2 separate regions of the Homo sapiens genome follow, and region 1 is linked to region 2. The links are chromatin loops, found by intact Hi-C in ENCODE. Cell type or tissue: B cell. All regions are shown on one strand. Links, peaks and the distances in the headings refer to the core of each region. The heading gives the core; the rest is flanking DNA.

Region 1 (8,343 bases), core at 3,268-8,267, 51 kb before region 2:
TCAAACAAAGGTGCTGCAGGTCTGTGTCCAGCCCTGACCACTGCCAAGCCCCCTCCCCTTGAGAGGCAGTGCGTCCTGGCCCCAGGCGTAGGGCTGATGAGCACTAGGGCTTCAGCCTGGTCTTACAGCTGTCTTCCCTTAGATGTTCCATTCTGAGGACTATGAGTTGCTGGTGCTTCAGCATGGCTGCTGCCCCTACTGCCGCAGGTGCAAGGATGACCCTGGCCCATGACCAGCATCCTGGGGACGGCCTGCACCCTCTGCCCGCCTTGGGGTCTGCTGGGCTGTGAAGGAGAATAAAGAGTTAAACTGTCAGAATGTGTTTCTTGCCCAGATGAAGTTTGTGTTTTGTGGGGGGGGCCTTGTGTAACCACGGAATTCCTATTTATGGCATTTCATGCCTTGTAAATAGCACCAGGAGATGAGGAAGAGAATGTACATATATTTTCTAAGGAAAAAAATCTGTTACTTTCAGAACGGCTCCGAGTTGTTCGTGGCAGCCTGCTGGAGTCCGCCGATCTGTCAGACCGTTAGCATGTACATTTTGCCAACAGATTGCCTCAATAATGACAAAAGGGCTCCTTATTTTCATCAGCATCTACATTTTAGCAAATCATCTTATTGTCTGCAACTTAATTTCCGTATGCAAAAGTGCACCTGTTTCTAATTTGAAAGGAACATTACATTTGTGTGCTCTTAACATTTAATCAAAATGGCAATATAGAAAGGGGTGGGGGAGCAGGGGGTTTTTTTGTTTATTTATTTTGATTTAATGGGGATCCATCTTGACAAGAGAAAATACGTGGGTCCAAAGAAGATGGCAGGAGTTTAAAAAAAGGCTCCTGTTTGGTAGCCCAGTCAAGGCTCCTGTCCAGGCTCTGGAGCCGCCCTCTTCCATCCACCTTCCCCAGCCCCACAGAGCAGCCCCAGCCCAATGGAGACTCTTCCCTTTGGAACAGCTCCTTAAGCAGGGGGTTTCCGTTTGAGATTCCAGACTGCCAAGGTCTGTTCCCTCAGGCATCACTGGTGTCCAGTCCAACAGCTTGAGGGCATGGAAGGAACAGCACACAGAAGCTAAGGAGAACTCACATGTATGGGGGACGTTTTTGGCACCAGCCACGTTCCATGCTGTCTCAGGCCTCTCAGCAGCCCTGTGAAGGAAGAGTTATGATTTCCAGTGGGGCTGGGAAGGGGGTTGCCAGGGCCCAGGGGCTGCCTCCAGCCCTGGGAGGGGCGGCCCATGATGTGTCCAGCCCCAAGGCCCTGCCCCTTTCACCCCCAGTCCACCTGCCAGAGGTGGCAATGCAGCACTTCATGAAAAGCCCAAGAACAGCTGGCACAGGCAGGAGAGAGGGTGTGGGCTGTCATGCCATGCCGAAACGCACCCTCCCCTCGTGCTGCAGTATTGATTCCTTACAACCTACCTGTGCAGGGGTCAGGGCAGGGCAAATATGCCCACTGGAGGGACGCAGACACTGAGACCCCAAGGAGAGTGGCTGCAGAGGCCCCCAGTGGGAAGTGTCGGAGCTAGAGCCCCATCCCAGAGCCCTTGCCCCACCCCAGACCGCCCCTCCTCCCTGCCTCCCTCCGCATCTCTCTGGAGATGATGGAGGAAAATAAAGAAAGGGAGCCAGACAGTTGTGCCAACAGAACTCCTCCGTCGAGTGTCTAATTACTTACCATCATGCATGCGCTCTCTCACTAAACATTTATTAATGTGTTAGGATTTCCATTAGCGCATGACTTCAACTGAAATCATTTGCATATGGCTGGGAAAAAGGGGAGAGGGAGAAAACAGCTCCAGCTACCCAGCAGTCAATCACAGTGACAGATCAGATGGTCCCTGGCTGGAGGCAGGGGAGGGTTCCAGCCGAGACTCCAGCATGCATCCCCTCAGCCGAAGAACACAAAAATGAGTGTGCTGTGCCGGGCTCTGCTGCCCCAGGAAGCTCAGCTCTAGAGGCCTGAGTAGGACCCCTATTCATTCAGATGCACTTTCCGTGCATCATCCAAGGCTGCCTATTACACAGGTGATGACACTGAGCCTCAGTCATGTTATTTTTCATTCAGCAAATATGCATTAAGCCAAGGCATATTTGGTCGCACCTGGGTGCAACCTTTGTGCATAAGCCCTGTGTCTGGCTGCTTTTCTCTCTCAGCCTGATCTGGGTCTGAACCAAGTCCAGTCTTTTCTCCAAGGCTGTTTCCCCATCTGCACAAAAGGGCCCCCTCCAGCTCTGACTCTGAGGTTCCAGCCTCAGTCTGCGTCTGTGAACAGCGCTGGATGATGATCCTGTTGACCCCTCAAGTGCCTGTGACAAGGAAGGCACCACAGGGACCTGGTGATGCCCATTGAACTAAGAGGACACTGAGGCCAGAGAGGAGCAGCTGCTGAAGGCTGCACGGTGGGGCAGTGATTCTGGCCTTTAGCCTGTAGTCCCAACTACTCAGGAGGCTGAGGTGGAAGGATCAATTGAGCCAAGGACAGGAATTCAAGGCTGCAGTAAGCTATGATTGCACCACTGCACTCCAGCCTGGGCAACAGAGCAACATTCATCTCTAAACAACATTTAAAAATTGTTTTAAGAAGACAAATGAGATAACTGTTGATCGTAATGGCTGTGTAAAAACTGAACATGGCTGGGTGTGGTCGCTCACACCTGTAATCTCAGCACTTTGGGAGGCCAAGGCAGGAGGATCGCTTGAGCCGGGAGTTAGAGACCAGCTCAGACAATATAGGGAGACCCCATCTGACTGGGACTGGTCCTGATCTCTCATCTCCAAGTGCTCAACATTGTGCCCATGTTCTTGGAAGGAGGAAGTAAGGGAGAGGTAGACTGAGCAGCCTCAGGTGGACCTGACTGGAGACGCACCTCAGGCAGCTGGAGGTCCCCGGGCCTTGGTTTCCCATCTGTCCCCAGCAAGGCTGTGAAGCTAGGAGCCCCTGGTGGCTGTCACACAGGTGGGCAGAGGCCCCTCCTCCAAGGTCGCTCTGTGTCTCTTCCCTGGCTTGGAGTCTGTGTGCCCACAGCAGAGGCCACCACTGGGCAGGGTGCTTACCCCGAGCCTCCCTGATTCTCCCCCTGCAGATCCAGAACACTGGCCTGGTATGGAGACCTCGTCATGGCCCTCCCTGCTTGCCACCCGCAGTAGCTGCCCATGCAATTCAGCCAACACCCAGACCCCTAGGCCTGCCCTCTATCCCCAGCACGCCACCCTGGGGGGCCCAGCACCTCCAGGCCCAGCTGGCCCTCCCTACCTGCCCTGCTTGGGAGACTCTTTTGACCCTCCTGGTCCACCTTTTGCTCCTCTGGGCTCCCACAGCACTGGGACTGGGAGAAAATGCTCATCTCTCATGTTTAGTTTCCGATCAGTACCCCCTGAGACTGGGAGCCCCTTGAAAGCAGGAACCATGTGGGATCCACCTCAGCGTCCCCAGGGCCTGGCGCATATAAGGAGTTTGGCAAATGCTAGGGTAGAAAAGAGAAAGAGGAAGGAGGGAATGAGAGCTGGTCTTTCTCCCTCCCTTATTCCCCCTTGATGCTCTCAGTACCGCTGAAGGCCTCATGTAGCCTTGGTGACGCAGCCTGGTGGGGCTGAGCCATGTGGGGGACCAGGAGAAAGAAAGCCAAGGAAGAGGAGGAGGAGGAGGAGAAGGAGGAGAAGGATGCTGACCTAGCAGCTCCTCTCACAGCAGCTCCTCTCTTGCAGAGGCTGAAGAGCGATTTGTGCCCTGCAAGCTAAGCCCCTAATCCACCGAGGCAAAGGCAAAGCCCCTAGCCGGGCTCCCGAGGGCTGGGACTCGGGTGCCCCAAGATGGCTGCATCCAGCCATCTTGGCTTAGAAAGCCCCCCACATGCCAGCTTGGCCAACACCCACACCATGGGTTTCTCTGGACTGCCCGACACAAGGTGTGGGTGCTGGCCAGGCCTGTGTTCAAATCCCAGCTCTGCAGAGGAACTTTGACCCTGCATACCCCAGATTCCTCAGTGGTCAGTGGGGAGTTAGACCCTCTTCATAGGGGGCAGGAGGAGTTGTTCATTCATTCAACAAATGTTTATTGAACACCTCCTATGGGTTGTGAGCTCAGAGGCAGCGATGAACAGGCCAGGCTGGTCCTGCATTCTAGAAATAGATGGGAAGTCAGTCAATAAGTAGACAAATGAGGCCAGGTGTGGTGGCATGCCTGTAGACCCAGTTACTCGGGATGCTGAGGTAGGAGGATCACTTGAGCCTAGGACAGGAATTCAAGGCTGCAGTAAGCTATGATTGCGCCACTGCACTCCAGCCTGGGCAACAGAGCAAGACTCATCTCTAAAAAACATTTAAAAATTGTTTTAAGAAGACAAATGAGATAGTCGCTGATGGTAATGACTGTGTAAAAACTGAACATGGCTGGGTGTGGTTGCTCACACCTATAATCTCAGCACTTTGGGAGGCTGAGATTACAGCCTCCCAAGTGGCTCCCAAGGCAGGAGGATCACTTGAGCCTGGGAGTTAGAGAACAGCTTGGACAATATAGGGAGAGCCCAACTCTACAAAAATGAAAATAAATTAGCCAGGCATGGTGGCACACACCAATGGTCCCAGCTACTCAGGGGTTGAGGTGGTGGACCGCTTGAGCCCAGGAGGTTGAGGCTGCAGTGAGCCATGATCATGCCGCTGCACTCCAACCTGAGTCACAGAGTGATACCCTGTCTCAAAAAACAATAGGCCAGGTGTGGTGGCTCACGCCTGTAACCCCAGCACTTTGGGAGGCCGAGGCGGATGGATCACTTGAGATCAGGAGTTAGAGACCAGCCTGGCTAACATGGCAAAATCCTGTCTGTACTAAAAATATAAAAATTAGCCAGGCATGGCAGTACATGCCTGTAGTCCTGGTTACTTGGGAGGCTAAGGCAGGAGAATCGCTTGAACCCAGGAAGAGGAGGTTGCAGTGAGCCAAGATCACACCACTGCACTCCAGCTTGGGTGACAGAGTGAGACCCTGTCTCAAAACAGCTAAACCTGGTGGGGGTGCCTGGTGTGTAGGATGGTCAGGGGTGGTCTCTCCAAGGACATGAGTGTGAGCGGAGACCTGAAGGAGACTCAGGAAGAGATTAATACTGTCAGCAACAAATATATTGATCACTTACAAGCACTCCCAATAATCCTATTAGGTAGGCACTATTATCATTCCCATTTTACAGAGTGGAGAACCGAAGCACACTCTCGGGAGGGCGGGGTAGCTGGCTGCACCCAGGCTGTGTAGCCTCAGTCCAGATGTAAGGGTGGGTGGAAAAGAGCCTTGCCCAATGAGGGAGAACAGTGAAACCAAGGCCATAGGGTCTAAAGATTCACGAACCAGGCTCTCATGGAGAAAGCAGGTGAGGTTTACTGTATAGATGGGTGTGCCCCTACCCCACACTGAGGCTTCCTCGTCTGAGCAAACTGAGGCCCAGAGAGGGGAAGGAAGCAGGACTACCATGGTGACTCAAAGACCAGCTAGAATCCAGCCTCCTCTCCTCGAGGCTTCCACTGCCCCACGCCAGGCCTGTGTGACTCAGTCTAGGGCCTTTCCATTACCCCAGCTAAACCTTTCTTTAGTCATTTATACCATGGTGTGAATGGCTGGCTGGTCTTTCCTGAGAGCTATCTTTGATGAGGGGAGGGAGGCATAGCCAGGTTTGGGAAGCTGATACCCCAGGAAGCCCAGTTGACTGTGTGGGTTATAGCCCAGGCTGTCACTGATTTGTAACGGGACCTGAGCAACTCTGCAGAGCTAGGCCTCAGTCTTTTCATCTGCAAAATGGATATAGCAGAGATGGTCAGAGTAGGTGACTTCGAATGACCCTTCCAGCTCACTATGAGTCTGTTTTCCTGAACAAAGAGCATTTTTTGTTTAAAAAAAAATTTCTTGGGCCGGACACGGTGGTTCACTCCTATAATCCTGGCACTTTGGGAGGCCGAGGAGGGTGGATCGCTTGAGCCAGGAGTTCAGGACCAGCCTGGGCAACATAGCGAGACTCCACCCCTACAAAAAATACAAAAACTAGTGGTGTGCACTTGTGGTCCCAGCTACTCAGGAGGCTGAGGTGAGAGGATCGCTTGAGCCCAGGAGGCAGAGGCTACAGTGAGCTATGATTGTGGCACTGCACTCCAGCCTGGGCGACAGAGACCTTGTCTCAAAACTTTTTTTTTCTTCGTCAAGCTTTACAGAATAAAGAGCACTGTCACCTCAGTGATGGCTGTTAGTTCCCCATCACCAGGGCTCCATGAGGTTGCAATTGTGAAACTCACAAAGGAGGAACCTGAGACAGAGAGGGGAAGTACTGAGATCATCTAGGTCCATTCCCCCACTCACTCGTTCATTCAACAAATATTCAGGAGCACCTTCTAGGTGCCAGGCCCTGGAGACACATCAGTGAACAAAACAGACATCATCCCACCTCTTTCCACTACAGGCCAAGCACCATGCTGGTCTCTGGGAACCCTGTTGTGAGCAAGACAGACCCAGGCTTACCCTTGTGGACTCATGTTACAGGCAGGGAGACGGGCACAAAACACAAATAAAAAGCTTCCATGCTGTCAGAAGCACTATGCAAAAAGCAAGATGCTGAGGTACTGCTAAGCTGTGTGGGATGGGGGCTCAGCCCGGCCAGGGAGGGGCCAGTTGTGGGTCAGTCTTGACCCAAGGCATCCAGGACACCCTCCTTCTGGCCATGAGGGTCCACGTCAGAATCAAACCCTCACCTTAACCTCATTAGCGTTGGGCATAATCACCAGGCCAAGCGCCTTAAACTACGAGAGGCCCCATCCCACCCGCCCTGCCTTAGCCCTGCCACGTGTGCCAAACGCTGTTAGACCCAACACCACCCAGGCCAGGTAGGGGGCTGGAGCCCAGGTGGGCTGCAGGGAAGGGGGCACTCTTCTGAGCAGACAGATCTGGGAATCCTGGGTGGGAAGAGAGACAGTGAGAGAGAGATTAAGGGATATTTCCCAGGCATCAGGGCTTTGCACTCTCAGGGGTCCTTCCGCCTGGATGTCCTTCCCCTGAAGCTTCCTCCTGTTGTTCCGTTCTCAGCTCAAGCTCCAGCTTCTCAGAGAAGCCTCCTGTGTTGGGAGTGGCTGCGACTGAACTGTCCCTACTGTTATTCGCTCTTCTATTTGTTTGTGGTCCCTGTGCCCCCTCACCCCACAAAAACACTGGCTTCTTGTGAGCAGGAGCTTGCTCTTTCGTGTACCCTGTGTGTCCCCAAGGACCAAGCACCTTGTCTGGGCCACAGTAGGTGCTCAATACACATGTTGGCTGGACAGTGGTCACTGAGCGGCCGCACGTCGGGCACTCTCAGCACTTGCACAGGCCGCCCCAGACACCCCACTTCATTCCTGGGAGGTGTCATCATGTTGCTTGGACGACGGGGAGAGGGGGACCTGCCAGTGTTGGCCTCCATTTTCCCCCAGTCATCTGCCCCCAAGGCTCTGACTACTTTCTTTCTCACGGTACATCCTGCTATTCTGGAATCGGCCCTCGTGGGGCCACCTGGTACATGGCATTTGAGGCCCTCGTGGCTGATTAGGCCTCCCCCAACAGTGCCCTGTCTGCTGCCTCCAGGGCCAGCCTCCCCTTCAGACTGGAGTCCCCTGAAGGGTTCTGCCCCTCCCCTGCTCTGGTAGCCCCCTCCATCCTCCCTCCCTCCACTCCATCTTTGGGGGCATTTGAGTCACCTTTCTACACCAGTGATCTGCCCAAGCCACTGCTCACTTTCCTCTGGATAAAGCCAGGTTCCCCGGCCTAGCGTTCAAGACCCATTACAACTGCCCCCAGCCCAGATCTTCCCCACCTAGCCACCTGGCAAACTGCTCCTTCTCTCAAAGGCCCAAACATGGCCTCCCAGACTGCAACCCCCAGGCAGTCAGGCCCTGTCTCCACAACCTCACAGCCACCCTGGACGGAATCTGCTTCTTCCCACATTTGAGTCCTCCTCAGCCCCTGAGCTCCTCTGGGCAGGGCTGTTTCTTTCCATCTTTGTATTCCCAGGGGCCTGCAAATAAATGTTTAATGAACGAACAAGAGAGTGAATTCCAATTCCATGCAACAAGGATTGGGCTCCTGGGCCCTAGGCTATGTGTCTGGCACCAGAAACGGAAGCTGCAGGTTGCAGCCCCTGCCCTCATGGAGCTCCTCCTGTCAGAGGAGTGTGGGGACTGGATGACTCCAGAGGTAACTTGTGGGGGAACGAACAGGTAAGGGGCTGTGTGACGAGATGAGAGACTGGGAGAATAAACCAGAAAGTCTCTAGCTGTCCAGAGGACATAGCACAGAGGCCCATGGTCCCTATTTCAAACCCAGGCCACCAGACT
Region 2 (8,404 bases), core at 1,416-6,415:
TGATGCACGGCCTCCCAAAAGGAAAGCCAGTTCAGTCTCTGCTCACGCGTATTTCCTACGGCCCCTCTGGGCCAGTCACAGATCTCTAAACCATGCCAGTAGCCCCAGCCTTTTTAATTGCAAATGATTTTCCTCAGAGCAAGGCTTAGGTGGAAGAAGGGCTGTGCTAGGGCAGCCTGTGAGGGCTTCCCAGAGGAGTGGGCATCAGAGCCAGAGCTGGAGGGATAAAGCAGATGCCCCAAGCAGAAACGGCAGGATGTGTGGTGGGAATGGCTTCGGCACAGGCCTGGAGGCCACGAAGCAACAGTCTTCCAGAAAGCAGCAGAGTGAGGACAGAGGATGGGGAGGGAGGAGTGAGGAGGACAGAGCAGAGGCTGGCACTGCTGGAGAAGGTAGGTGGGGGCACCGTGGCTACTCACTCCTCCGACACCGTGTATCTGTCAGGCAGTGGCTCACAGGCCACACCACCAATCCACACGCCGTGGGCCACGTCACTGAGCCGCCGGCCCAGGTTCCTTCCTCGGATGGTCAGCAGGGTCCCACCGTCCAACGGGCCACTCAGGGGCTCAATCTGCCAGGTGACCCGAGAGAGGGGCGAATGGGATCTGAGGCTGCAGGCCAGCAGGCTTCTGCCCACAGTCACAGGCACCCAGCAGGGCACAGCCGTGCAGACCCACTGCTTAGAGGAAGGTCTGGAGGCTCAGGTGGGGCTGGGACTGTGGCCACTTGGCAGGTCACTGTGCTGGCAAGGAGGATGTGGGTGTGCATTACTGAGCCCACGTGGGCCTGGGGACGCTACTTAGGGGGTCTCCTGGAGGATGCTGAGGTCAGCTTCCAGGAGCAATGTTTGGCCATGTCATTGGTGGCTTTAGTGATCATGGTATCCCCTGAAACTAACAACATTCAGCCCTCGGTGTCTCCTCCACGCCACACTTCCAATGCCTTCTATAATTTATTCATTTCCTTATTTATTACTGTCCACCTCCCCCACTGAAACATCAGCTCTGTGAGGCAGAGCACTTCCTTTTGTTCACAGGTGATACTGCACCCATGTGTCGGTGTATGTGCCGTTTGGGTCCCCAAGAAGTGGGACCCTCGAGGGCACTGCGCATGCGCCGTGCCGGAGTGCGGGTGCCACGTGCCTCCACTGGGCATGCTTACCGCGTGGATCTCGGGGGCGGGGCAGGTGCCAGCCATGGGCTGCAGAGGCCCCCGCAGGCGGCAGCCATCACTCCACATGCACAGGTGACCCAGGTCTTCGCGGCCCAGGCACTGGGAACAGTCGGGGCTGCCCATGGCACAGTTATAGACCATGACTGGGGAGACACGGGGCAGCTCGGTCAGCCCCGCTCTGCGGTGCATGCCCCAACACCGCTGTGCCCTCCACACACAACAACTGTCAAGAGGTCTGCGCCCCATCATTGTGGTGCCCCACCCAGAGGAAGTCCTGATTCTGGGGGTCAGGATCCCCTGAGGTTCTTAGCCCCTTCCCCAAACCCCTGGGGCCTGTGCTGAGCACAGTGCAGCCCCTGCTTCATTGATTTCCTTCCCCTCACAGAGACTCCAGCTGGGAGCCTCAGGTCAGCCTCACTTTACAGAGAAGAGGCTGACGCTCAGACAGGAGGGACTCGCCTGAGCTCACGAGGCCTGTGGGTGGTAAAGCCAGATCCCACCCAGACCTCAGTGGGTCTGATCAACCCCGGCGGGGCCCTAGGATGCTGGGGATCCCTGAGTAATGTGGACTATGAGTACTTTGGGGCTTCAAACCCTCCAAGTAGCCCAAAGAGGAGGGCAGGGAGGGTTCTCCAGGACCTTGGGTATGCAGGGCCGTTCTGGGACCTTCATGGTGGGAATCTGGAGGGCACCACGTCCACCAGGGATGCCTGAGACTCCCCATGAACAGAGGAGCCCCTGGAGAGTGGACCCAACACAGACAGTCACAGCAACTGCACAGCTGCCACGCGAGGGGAGCTGACCACACCCCAGATGCCACGCTCAAGGTTGGGCGAGCCCTGGCTCATCAGGTCCTTACAAGCTCTGCAGAGGGACTGTGTCCTGTTTCCTATGGGGACGATCAGGCCCAGGAAGGCAGGGGAAACTATGCACGGAGACCCCAAGGCCTGGAGCCTGGCATGGCATGGCAGGGCTGGGATATGAGGCTGTGTGTGTGCTGGAGAACAATGGGGTGGGACATCTGCGGCTTTGGGGCAACCACTGGAATGAGTCGCACAAGGCTGAGCCCCACCCACTGCACTGAGGCCCCGAGGCCATGTGGGGCGGGTGGGGGTGCCCACCTGTCATGGGCTCAGGGCTGTCCAGGAATCGGGCTGGCCGCCCCTTTAGTTGGAGGCTGAGCGGGAACACCTGGCTCTTCCGGGTCGTGTGCAGCTGCAAAAGGGCAGAAAAGAGCATAGGGGGCATGGGCAATGCCTGGGGCTCTGCTGGGGATGGGTGTCATGGAGGCAGATGAAGTTGGGGCTGCTGGGGATGGGGGAACCAGAAGGTAGAGAGAGGCAGGGTGGGGTGAGGGGTACAGCATCTGGACTTAACGCAGGCCCGCCCTCCGCCCATGCTGGAGTCACCCCACTCACCACCACCTGGTCACAGCGTACAACAGACTCATTCACCCACACAGCCTCGAAGATCTCCTCCAGCCCAAAACTACACTCCAGGGCTGCACCCTGTGGGAAACAGGGAGTGGGAGGCGGGTTTGAGGAGAACCAAGCCAGCATGCATTGCCCTCTAACTCCAGCAGGACACCACGGGCTCCTGCTGGGAAAGGTGGGCTTGGTCGAACTGTCAGGCCTTTGCATGGGCTGTCCCGTCCCCCAAAATCCCCTTCCTGGCCATCACGTCCAATGTTTGAGGGAGGCAAGCAGTGCAGGAATGCCAAGAACTTTGGCCTCATGCGCTCAGCACCACTAAAAGCCTCTCCAGCATCCCCAGTGATCTAACCCAGGGGCCTTGTATTCAGCTCCTAAGGCTCCACTCCCAGCGGGGTTCCCCTGCTCTTCGAGCCTTCCCACCTCCCATCCTGCCCTACCAGGCCCTGCTCAGACGTGCCCCAACGCCCAACACGGCCAGACTCTCCTGCCCCGGCCTTTGCCTGAGCCCTCCCCTCGCCTGAACACCTGTCTTCCTTTCTACCACCCAGCAAAGCTCAACACAGCCTTCAGGATCCAGCTTAAAAGCCCCCTGTTCTGAAGCCTTCCCAGATGCTGCCCTCAAATCAAAGGGGTGTGCCTCACTTGATCCTCATTCATTCCCTCAGCAGCAACTATTCAGGTGTCTGCTGGGGCACTACGAAGCTCCTAGAGCTGCCCCCATCCCTGTGTGCCAGGCATCACCCTTAGCCTCTTGCCTGGCTGCTTACCTGTCCCCTCGCCAACCGGGGACGGTCAGGGCTCGGCCGCTCTGACACCACCCCCAAGGGCAGCAGAAAGCAGCTGGAAGAGCCCTGGCCTGGGTTCAAACCCCACCTCTGCATGTCCCAGCTATGTGACCTCATGCAAGTTGACCCCTTCTCTGAGGCTTGGTTTTCCTACCTGGACAATGGGAATAGGGTTGCTGGGAAAACTGGAGATTGTGTACCTCAAGGGGCCGCACACGGTAGGGGCCTAATATGTGCTTGCTATCATTAGTATGCAGGAGGTATCCAATAATGTTTGTGTCATGAGGCTCAGTTCCCCAGGCTCATCTGGCCTTCTCAGGAGCAGCACCAATACATATTTGCTGAGTAAACAGACTCAGGTTTTGTGTATTACGCCAAGCACCCAGCCAGCTGCGTGGCAGAGCTTCCTGTTTATGTCCCTGTGGCTGGCAGATGTGACACCCTGAGGAGAATGCAGGTCAACCTCCCTGCTTCTGGGGTCCCAGCCCGGAAGCTAACACAGGAAAGTGGCTGCTGACGGGGCCAAAAGCCCGTTTTGTCCCCTGCCATGCTGAGCTGGAGATGGGTCCCTCCTCTTAGTCCTCAGCCACCTCAGAACAGCACACCCGGCCCGTCCCAGAGCTCCCCAGGGTGTAGGCTCAGCAAACAGGCCCCCACCGCTGGGCCTGACTTCAGTGTTCTAGGAGCAGGCCCTGGGGAGCAGGAGGGCAGGCGCCCCTGCAGCTCGGTCAGAGTGGAGGCTGCCCCACCACACAGCTGGGAAGAATCGGCAGGACTCAAGTCAGGCTCACACCTCCCCATCCCAGGCGCCCACGGCCCAGGGGCAGAGCCATCCTGCCCACCCACCCAGCCCCCTGGCTGATCCTGGAGGCGCTTGCCCCAACTCCTGCAGGGTGGGGCTTGAGGGCTGAGGGCAGGCCCCACCCTAGCCCTCCCAGAGCTCCAGCCCCTGCCACGAGGCTTCCCGACACATCCCAGATGCCCGGCACGTGGCCACCACGTGTGACAGCTCTCACGGGCCTCAGCTCCTCCATGGAAGTAACAGATGGCGAGTTCCAGGGAGGTGGGGAGGGGGGTGGCTGGCACGCCTCCAGGACTCGTCAACGCTTCCCACCCAGGACGCGCCTCCAGGAGGGGTCCAGAAAGGAGCTGCGTCCCCAACCCCCAGCCCAGATGGTGGGGGCGGGGCTAGTTGCAAAGACGAGCACTGGTTGGGGAGTCCAGAGCTAAGCACAAGTCCAGCCCTGTGTTGTGTGATCTGGCGTCATCTACTTTTCCTTCCTGGGCCTCATCTTCCCCATCTGGACAATGGGGAATGGGGTGGCCAAGGGGTTCTCTGGTCATTCTGCAGGGAAGACATGGAAGCCACCCACGGGGCAGTGGGCTCGGCGGTGGGTGGGTGTGTCCAGGGTCACAGCTCAGGCTAAGGGAGGACAGGATAGGGCAGCGTCCACCCTCCGGCTGTGGCACGGGGCAGGAGAGCCTGGGGGCACTGGCTTTCCCTTGGCAGCTGTTGGCCCCCAGCTGTCCCCCTTGGCCTGGCCCTCACCACTTCCTCTTCTTGCAGCCCCGTGCAGTCAGAGTGGGGCTTCCTCATGCAGAAGGTGGAAACTCAGAGAAAGAAAAGCAAAGCCCACACAGGTGCGAAAGCACTGCAGTGGGCCCAGAGCAGGGGTCACACCAGGACATGGGGGCAGTTAGTGGCCTGCGTGCTCCCCGGCCTCCTCCTGGCCCCACCCGGCGCTGGCCTGGCTTCTACTTACCTGGAAAAAGGCAGTGTTGGCCAGAGGCACCAGGATGTTCTGGGAGCCACCCGTAGGCACGGGTGCCAGGGGTGAGAGCAGGGTCCGGGGGCAGTCCTGAGGGCTCTGCAGAGGAAACAGAAGGAGAGGGTGACACAGGGGCATTTCAGAGAAGAGGCAGGAGGACTCACTGCACCCCAGCCTGCCTGGTTCAGTCCTGCCTTCCTGAGGAGAAAACACTAGTCATTCAGTCCTAACGGCCACCAGCCCCACCCCGTGCCTCCCACTCGCCACCACCCTCCATCCTATGGGCAGGTCGCATTGGCCCTGTTTAAAGATGAGGAAGGTGGGCACAGGCAGATGGCATAACCCGCCCAGTGGTGGGGCCAATTTCCTCCATGAGTGCTCCCTGGCCTCAGACGAGGCTGGGAGGCTGAACTCCAGGCCCAGCTCCTCCCTGTCTCTGGGCCTCACCTTTCCCAATAGTAGAACAGGGGGGCTGCACCCACTCCCTGAGATGCCCCCAGGGCTGAAACTCCAGCTTCCTGACTGACCCGTGTTAAGCGATTCAGAAAAGAGAAACCTTGGGCTTCCAAACAGCCCATAGGAAAGGCACAGGGAGGGCTCTGAATACCAGGAGGACATTTCAGAGGGCCAGATACCACCGGTCTCCAGGGGACACCCCTCCCCACAGCCCGGGTATAAGTCACAGCCTCTAGGTGAAGGTGCCAGCCCCAGATACTCCCAGGAAGGGCCCCGGGCTCATGGGGGGACAGCACATGGTTGGCTCTTGTTTGGTGGTGGAGTCACTGAGGCCTGGCAGAGCAGCTGCTTCATGGAACGAAAGAAGGAGGGAGGAGGGAGGGAAGGAAAGAAGGAAGGAGGGATGAAGGATGGAAGGGAGGGAGGGGAGATTGAGCCTCCAAGAGCAGTGAGCTGCCTGAGGGCGGAGGACAGGGCTGGCCCCTGAAGCCCCAGGTGTCTTGACTCTGGGGTCCTCCGAGCTGGGGCGCGTGTTAAGATGCAGAGGTCTAGCCCCGCTGCAGGGATTCAAGGCCTGGTTGGGAACTGCTGTCTCCAGGCTCCTGGGATCCATGCTCCACTGTACAGAATAAGAAACTGAGGCCTGGGGGAGGGGCAGAGACCAGAGGCAGGGCTGTTCCCGCCATGTCCACCTTAGTGATCGCTCTGAGCTGGGAGGTATGGACCCCCCAACCTGCCCTGTGTTCTCCAGCTTTGGTGGCCCCAGTGAGCCATTCCTGCCTCCTCCTGCTCCCGAATCTGACCTGCTGGGACCATGAGCAGGGCAGGACTGGGGACCTTGGAGCAGCCACACCCATGCCAAGGGGACTACAACCACCCTTCAGCTCAGGGACTTCCTACTCTGCCCTCCTTCCCAAGGCTGGTTGCAGAAGGATCTGGGTTAGAATCAGGCCAGAAAGCAAAAGCGTCCATGGGCCACGTGTGTCCACGTGAGGTCACCCAGCCAGGCCAAAGGCCTTGGGACAAAATATGAGACGCTTCTTTATTCTACACCAGATGAGAGCAGGACAGGGACTGATTCCCCTCAGGGACCCCAGCCCAAAACCGGACCTCGAGGGGATGCCAATGCCAACAACAAGAACTGATGACGATAATGCTAATAACAGTGGCAGTCACCAGCTCATCTAGCCCTCCCTCTGCTGGGACCGTTCTGAGCACTTTGCACTCTTTTAATTTACCAAATTCTACTCCCAACAACCCTAGGAGGTAGATACTATCATTACACCCACTTTACAGAATAGGAAACTGAGGCACACAGAAGCAAAGCAGTTTGCCTACAGTGGAATGAGCAACACAGGAAGGCTCCAGTTGTCCAGACCATTTGCTGACCACGAGACCAGAGTGGTGAGTTCCCCTAGGGACAGGGTCTGGTGCAGACCTCAGGGGCTTGGCAAGAGAAGCAGCATAGCCAGGCCCGGGTGCTGCTGGCTCCCTGTGCCAGAATACACGAGCCACTGACCCTCTCCGGGCCTCCGTGTTCCTACCAAGGAGGGGCCCAGACGGAGTCAGCGGCGGGCCCCCTGCAGACCGCAGGCTGCCATCCTGTGCTGTGTGTAAACCCCACGGAATCCGAGGGCATGGAATCCATGTTTCCACTCAGGCCTCGAAGCCACTGCCAGGTCTGCTTTGCGGCTGGCTGGGGCCCAGCCTCTGTCCTCCTGGCCCCAGCCCACCCGGTGGGTAGGTGTTGATGTGGGGCTGAGGTGTGAGAGTCAGGGCAGGAGGCGCTCTCACAAGAGGGCCCCCACAGTGAATGATGTGTGACCATCCCCGAGGGCCACCCCACTCCCCTTAGCCACTTGTAACCTGTGGCCAGGTGGATGCTCACCCCCATTCTAGAGAACCGAGGCTGGAGGAGTCCTCGTGGCTCTCACAGGGCCTCTCCTAAACTCCAGGGGAAGAACTGGTGTCCCAAACCATCAAGGCACTCAACAACCCAGGGACCCTGAATCCACCTGGTCCCTCCCTACGTCTCTGTACCCCCAGGGACCCCCACAATTGCCCCCATGTTCCTACCACCCCACTCTCTCCACTGGCCCGTAGTGACCACCTACACCTATGAGTGGTCCTTGGGAAGCCACCCCCAGGGAAGCTACCTCATCCCTCAGGCACCTGCAAACGGGGCACACATCCACCTTCCTCCCAGCCTCCCCTAAAGCTGAAGCCCTCCTTCCAGCATCCTCCACTTTGCACATCTTTCACGCGGGGACCATGAGGGACAATGGGAACGTGACAGGAGACTCAGGCCCTAGCACCTCCCTTCCCAGGGACACTTCTCCCGGCTCCCGAGGGGCCACGTGGTGTGCAGATCCCGCTGCCTGCTGCCTGCTGTTCACACAGAGACCACGGCACCACTACGACTAACTGGCACTTCATTAAATGCCAAATTAAACATCAGTTCAGAGCCTCCTGCACGCCCGGGGCAGAGCTGCCTCTTCGGCTAGTTACTGTAATTCTCAGACAGGCTTCCTCTGTGCCTCCACCCCAGCTCCTGGCCTGAAGAACTGCAGACCTGGGGGACAGCCATCTGACAGGACGCTGCCATGGAACTCCCTCCCAGCTGGTGAGCTCCTATGCATCTCTCAAGACCCAGCACGAAGGTCCCCTCTCAAGAGAAATCCTCTCTCTGAAATCCTCTCTCTGAAATCCTCACTCTGGCCCACCCACAGAGAGTGGCCATCAGTTCCCAAGGTGCATGGTGGCTTTGTAGTGAGCATCTACTATGTGC

Evidence for each region. A loop is a pair of places that touch in the nucleus more often than their neighbours do. Peaks named below come from ENCODE experiments on the same cell type or tissue, not always from the same donor. Only the 100,000 strongest peaks of a DNase experiment are listed, where the experiment ranks them.
Region 1: it touches region 2 in a loop (15-fold over the local background); 4 of 110 quality-filtered maps call a loop at or near these places.

What each region holds. Positions count from the first base shown.
Region 1 is chr3:129,520,034-129,528,376 of GRCh38, forward strand. IFT122 (intraflagellar transport 122) reads left to right here. Exons shown (of 30, transcript NM_052989.3): 30 at 143-474. The coding sequence ends at 232. Among named protein-coding and RNA genes, the nearest start is that of RHO, 4.4 kb to the right of the region's middle. RefSeq lists a silencer at 6,159-6,359. In B cell, for the core only: no CTCF peak of the experiment used is centred there; a DNase peak (open chromatin) is centred at 6,288; H3K27ac peaks cover 762 bases.
Region 2 is chr3:129,573,175-129,581,578 of GRCh38, forward strand. It overlaps PLXND1 (plexin D1), which reads right to left. Exons shown (of 36, transcript NM_015103.3): 9 at 5,155-5,259; 10 at 2,592-2,681; 11 at 2,295-2,388; 12 at 1,162-1,316; 13 at 420-571. Among named protein-coding and RNA genes, the nearest start is that of PLXND1, 29 kb to the right of the region's middle. RefSeq lists enhancers at 1-607, 3,513-4,239. In B cell, for the core only: no CTCF peak of the experiment used is centred there; DNase peaks (open chromatin) are centred at 3,267, 3,887, 4,477, 4,967 and 1 weaker place; H3K4me3 peaks cover 1,370 bases; H3K27ac peaks cover 2,730 bases.